Linked DNA regions of Homo sapiens: region 1 is linked to region 2. The links are chromatin loops, found by intact Hi-C in ENCODE. Cell type or tissue: dorsolateral prefrontal cortex. All regions are shown on one strand. Links, peaks and the distances in the headings refer to the core of each region. The heading gives the core; the rest is flanking DNA.

The links. A loop is a pair of places that touch in the nucleus more often than their neighbours do. Peaks named below come from ENCODE experiments on the same cell type or tissue, not always from the same donor. Only the 100,000 strongest peaks of a DNase experiment are listed, where the experiment ranks them.
Region 1: it touches region 2 in a loop (2.8-fold over the local background); 24 of 110 quality-filtered maps call a loop at or near these places.

Annotation. Positions count from the first base shown.
Region 1 is chr7:142,879,412-142,882,323 of GRCh38, forward strand. All of the region lies in intron 1 of TRPV6 (transient receptor potential cation channel subfamily V member 6), which reads right to left. Among named protein-coding and RNA genes, the nearest start is that of TRPV6, 4.9 kb to the right of the region's middle. RefSeq lists a silencer at 1,513-1,807. In dorsolateral prefrontal cortex, for the core only: a CTCF peak has its summit at 1,692 (motif pointing right); a DNase peak (open chromatin) is centred at 1,660.
Region 2 is chr7:143,204,685-143,207,596 of GRCh38, forward strand. It overlaps LOC124901764 (a long non-coding RNA gene), which reads right to left and starts at 2,030. Exons shown (of 2, transcript XR_007060567.1): 1 at 1-2,030. In dorsolateral prefrontal cortex, for the core only: no CTCF peak of the experiment used is centred there; a DNase peak (open chromatin) is centred at 1,432.

The sequences.
Region 1 (2,912 bases), core at 319-2,818, 330 kb before region 2:
GTCCCTTTGATTCAATTTTCTCTTGGCCTGGAGCCATTTGGTCTTTCTATGGGAGTAAATGAAATAACTCTATTTATCCATAGTTTGACAATTATGTGACATACAAAAAGACATAGACAGGAGCTCACATTCTAAAGCGCTGGCAGTGGCAAGAAATTGACTCCAGAGCTGGAGGTGGGAGGGCAATCAGAGAGGAGACATCAGCTCACTCATCTCCTCTGCCTTGCCCCCATGCACAGCAGCTGCCACCAGGTCCTGTCAGTTCAGCATGGAAAGCTCTCTCTTCATTCAGTCCCTACCTCCTTGCTCCTGCTAACCCTCATTAATTCAAGTCTTCATTCTCTAGCCCAGATTAGCAAAATGCTAAGGATAAGGAACACAGAAGCTCTTTAAGGTCTTTGTGCAACTACTTTTCCACCCTCTGCACGTCCCACCCACTCCTTAGACCTGGCATTTTGGTCTCATCCTGTCTCAGCACTGCAGAGCACACCATTCTCCCTATGTCTGTGCCCATGAAGCTCTTTCCTTCTAGAATCCAACTCCCCCAGCCCGCCAATTGTTCATTGTGTCTTCTGCACTGCCTATGCCTAGAAATACACCTAGGATGGTGTAGATGCTCACTGACACCATCTGTAGAGTGAATGAATCAGCAGCAATGCCAAAAGGTGGTTTGAATTAACTGTTATTATTATTTTCATCAGCTGCCCGCTAAGCCAACTTTCAGCAAGCATATAAGTGAAAAATAGTACACTTGGTATGCAAACACAGCTTCAAAACAAGTTTTCCACATTCCCTCCATCACCACCACCACATCAACCATTTGCACAAAGCCCTCCTCTCTAGATACCCTAGACTGAGGGGAAAACAATCGCTAGCACCACATACACACACACAGACACTCAGAAGTTCTTCACTCTCTCCTGTGGCCTTACTTTTATTTCAGCATCTTTCACTGGGTGCTGTAATTGCTATGTATCTGTGTCCCTTCCTCTATGCTAAGGGTACTCGAGGGAAGAGACCAGCCACTAACTCTTCCCTGCCCTCCTCCAATATGCTTCCACGTTTGTGTCCCATTTTGACCAAATGTGTGAAAGATTGATGGCAAATCTAGAAATGGGTCCGAGAGAGCACCTTTTCCAAGTCCAGAGTTCTACTCGCTGTATCCTAGATGTTAGTGGTGGTATAGTCAGTGGCAGGCTCAAAGATTCCCCTTTGGTCCCTACACGTCTCTGAAGCTGAAAGTGTCCCCCATAAACCTCCATTCCCTATGAATTCTGACACTCTAGTGGCCTGGGGAAAACAAAAAGCTACTGTCAGACCCAGAGTTGCTAGAGTTACCAAATAAAAATACAGGATGCTCAGTTAGATTTGAATGTCAGATGCACAATTTTTTTTTAGTATAAGTATGTCACGTGCAATATTGGGGATACACTTATACTAGCAGCCTATTCGTTATCTCAAATTTAAATTGAACTGAGTGTCCTGCATTTTATCTGGCAACCTAGCCAGACCACACCCTGCGTGAAGAGCCAGCTTATGACCCAACCCAGCAAGGTTTGTAGAGAACTAGCCTCCTCCGACTGTGAACTCCAGACTCCAGCAAAAAGGGGGGCCCAGCCTGTGGACGGGTTTTGAAGGTATCCGGCCCAGCCATTACTTGCAATAACCTCATATGCCCACAAGGGGACAGCACAGAAAGCCCTAGCTCACCTGCTTGGGAGTAAGGCTGACCCCAAAACACCTGACTCTCCTTGGGTCCCTGAAGGAGGTGCACAGAGCTGACCTACTCAAAGATTCCTGTGCTTGGGGGACAAATAGATTTTTCAATAGCAACTTATCACAGGAGTTTAGATCACAACACGGGGGTCAAAGGCAGGGACACGGCTAAGCACCCTGCACATGACAGCCCTCACTGCAAAGAATTATCCTGTCCAAAATGTCAATAGTCCAAGGTGGAGAACCCCTGATTCAGAGGTACAATGATTCATAATCCGTTTTAGAATGAGGATTCTTCACTCGAAAAGGAATCAGAAATATCCTATACATAAAAATGTTTTCTTATGGATCACTAAATACTCAACTAAGGGAGAAACAAAAAAAAGTCAGATGAAGCCTTTTAAGCTCCCACTGATGAAGTAGTCAAAAGAGATTATAGAGCAAATCTGAAACTGTAACAATATGAAAGGTATTTTCAGGTTCTAGAATGTTTTCTTTTACTAGGCAATTAATTATAATAAAATTGAACGGTCTAGTTCAACATTAGCCTGGTGAAAACCCAACTAAGGGGTTCCTGGCACAAAATCTAGCACATTATTTCTTGAGCAAACAGATCAATGACCTCCTTCTCAGGGCTGCCTCTGGGCCACCAGGGAAGGATTCCTGACTTCCTCTCTCCGTCTCCTCCGCCCCACACCCTCATCTGCTCCTCCATCCTTGTAGATGTGTGCACTGTGTGCATGGGTCCAATTTGGTTTTTAGGTGCTGAGAAACAAGGCAGGATCACAAGACTCTTGAGAAAAGTTCAAATAAGATTTTTAGAGCTAGAAAGCCCCTCAGAAACTGAGTCAAATCTGCTCATGAAACAGATGGAGGAAGCAAGTCAGAGACAGAGCCACGACGCATGCCCCACTGGTCATTTCTTGGTCACGATTCTCAGTTTTAATCAGGGCTGGAAGAGGAGTTAGAGAAGACAGGCATGGGTCCCACTGGTCTCTCCACAAATACCTTTCCCACCAGTGAGTGTACCCTCTGGGCAGGGCTGGGGCTGGTACATAACAGGGTTGCTCGGAGTGCGTGGCTTCTTGCATTCCTGGGTGGATACAGTGCTGTGCAGGGGAAGTTCATGGCCCCTCTCATTCCCGCAGCATCTCACTCATTATCACTTTTGCTCTTTACAACCTTCTAACACCAGC
Region 2 (2,912 bases), core at 264-2,763:
GAGAAAGATCCAATTGTCACCAACACTTACCAGGGAACACTGCCATTTGCATCTGCACTCCAGATCCCCGGTGGCTGCAAATATATCAGTGGCTCATTCAAACCAGAGCCCAGGCACAGATTGAAAGCTTGAGTGGAGGTGGATTTGGAAAGAGGAATGAAAAGGACACAGCTCTGGAAACTGGGGGGAATGAGCCCGTGTCACTGCCAAGATGGAAGGGTAGGCAGTGCATTCCCACATGTCTGACCCTAAGATTTCAAATTTCATTAGTAGCATCTCCTTTAGCTCAACCTAACTACAAGGAGAACGAGAAATACAAGGAAGTCCCTGCCATGTTTGGGGAGCATTTTTATCTCTGCCCCAGCATCTCCCATTTTCTGCTGAACTAAAAACCTTTCTCTTTCTCAAGATATGTGGAAAAGGAAAAGGAGAAATAAGGAATATCTCTTACTTTAGTCCTTCATTTTTCTAGCTTCCCAACTCTCCAACTCAGACTCTCGCTCTGACCCCCAAGTCAAATATGGCAGGTAGCACTGCCTTCTTTAGGGGTCTTCCAGATTATGCTACCACCACCACCACCACCACCACTCCACTTTTCAGAAACATGTGGGTTTCCACTTGTCAAAAATAAAACAACCCTCTTGATCATTATAGACTTGGGGTCTTGGCTAGAGAACAAATGAAAACAGAATTAAGAACAAAGAGGCGGGGCATGGTGGCTCAAGCCTGTAATCCCAGCACTTTTGGAGGCTGAAGCAGGTGGATCACGAGGTCAGGAGTTCGAGACCAGCCTGGCCAACATGGTGAAACCCCATCTCTACTGAAAATACAAAAATTAGCCAGGCGTGGTAATACTACTACTAATAATAATACTAATAATAACAAAGAAAAGCAAATAGTTAAGTATTTAAACATTTTGAATTCCATAAATATTGATCAAGGCCCAGTATATACCTAGACTCTTTACATTTAATATTCACTATACCCATCCAAGTTCCGGGCACCTTATAATGCACACATTTGCAAGCCACAGCCCAGCACAAAGGGCACTCCCTAAATGAGAGCAACCACAATCCCTCCTGAGAATCGCACGATGTAGAGATCCACCCTCTCTCCCTTTGAAAAAATACGACCATGGAACATAAGGCTGATCGCATCAAATATAGGAACAGAGGAGGGAGGACTCGCTGCTGGAGGGAGATAAAGCAAGTAGTCCCAATGCAGACAGTAAATGAAGGTGGCACAGGGTTCTCTGGCGTTTGTTGTATTGATGCGCCCAGCGAAAGGAAATTTGGCAGCTCTTTAGAGGTAATCTGCCTTACAAGGGACCGTGAGCTGACTGGCAAGCAACAGAGTTGCTATGCCATCATCATGGTCACATTTGTTACCCTCACTTGCGGAGGAAGAACAGTCACATTCCTCCCCACCGCAAACGTCCAAAGAGATCTGGCACCAAAGAAGACTTCCTGCTTTCCTGCCACAGCCCAAAGCCTCAGAGTCCCCCACAGATTTCACTTCCTCCATAACCTCAGATGCCATTGCTTGTAGTAAATCCATGTGATAGTGCACAGAAGCACACACACATACAGGGAGGTCTTCATTTCTTTCCTCCCTCTTTCCTTCCCTCATTCCTTCTCTTCCTTACCTCCTTCCTTTCTTTCCACTTTTCTCTCTTCCAACTTCCTTCCCTCAACCAATTTATTTATTGGTAGCCTAACACATGGACAGGCATATCTCTTTAATTTAGAAGATAAGACTTTACTACATGCAATTTAAAAGTAAAATGCACCTGTCCCCAAATAAACAGGGACAAATACATGGAGAGAGACAGAATTCAGCTTCAGTTGCATACTTCTGCCCACCACCTGAGCAAAACATACAGCTACACAGGTTCTTTCCTTTGTCAGATAATTCTAGCAACTTTTTGGCATGAAGATAGCATGCACCCACAGAGCTAAGTATATAAATGCTGTCTTACTTCCAATATCTGCAGTGAACCTGGAGTAGAGCTTTCACAATTCAATCCTATTTAGGACCTAGAGACAGGTTAATTCTGTTTAACTCTTATCACTCTTCCCTCCCTCCCACCCACCATGTCAGTCTCTTATGTGGCTCTTCTCTCTGGACCTGAAGCTCTGTTGAGGATTGAGCCCAGTTCTCCAGCTTTGCATTTCCCTCAGGCCCTATACTAATGTGGGAGGCACAAAATACCTATGTCTTATTGCATTATCTTCATGACCTGCTGCACTTTATCCTGAATATTCCATTCCATTCAAACAGATATTCCAACATCTTGTTCCCTTCATGTAACACACAACCATTTTTGGTGCTCCATAATCTTCTATCTCCCCAATGCCGTCCCCCCCGCAAAGAAAGAAAAAACAAAAACAAGCAAAAGACCCAAATCACTGTATCTCTTTTTATGGAAAAATTACAACCAGAATATATTTGCCACTTTTTAATTGATGACCTAAACAGGTAAACTCTGTAAAATATTTGCAGAGATTTATTCCGAGCCAAGTATGAGTGACCGTGGCCCATGACACAGCCCTCAGGAGATCCTGAGAACATATGCCCAAAGTGGACAGGCTACAACTTTGTTTTATACAGTTAGGGAGGCAAAAGACATCAATCACTAAAACTTAAAGTGTAATAAAAAAAAAAAAAGAAAAAAAAAAGACATCAATCAATATAAGATGTATATTGGCTCAGTCCAGAAAGGTGGGACAACTGGAAGGGGGTGCTTTCAGGTCATAGGCAAATTCAAAAATTTTCTGATGGACAATAGGTTGAGTTATTATCTACAGGCCTGGAATCAATAGAAAGAAATGTCTAGGTTACAATATGGGGTTGTGGAGACCAAGGTTTTATCATGCAGGTAAGCCTCCAGGTAGCAGGCTTCAGAGAGAATA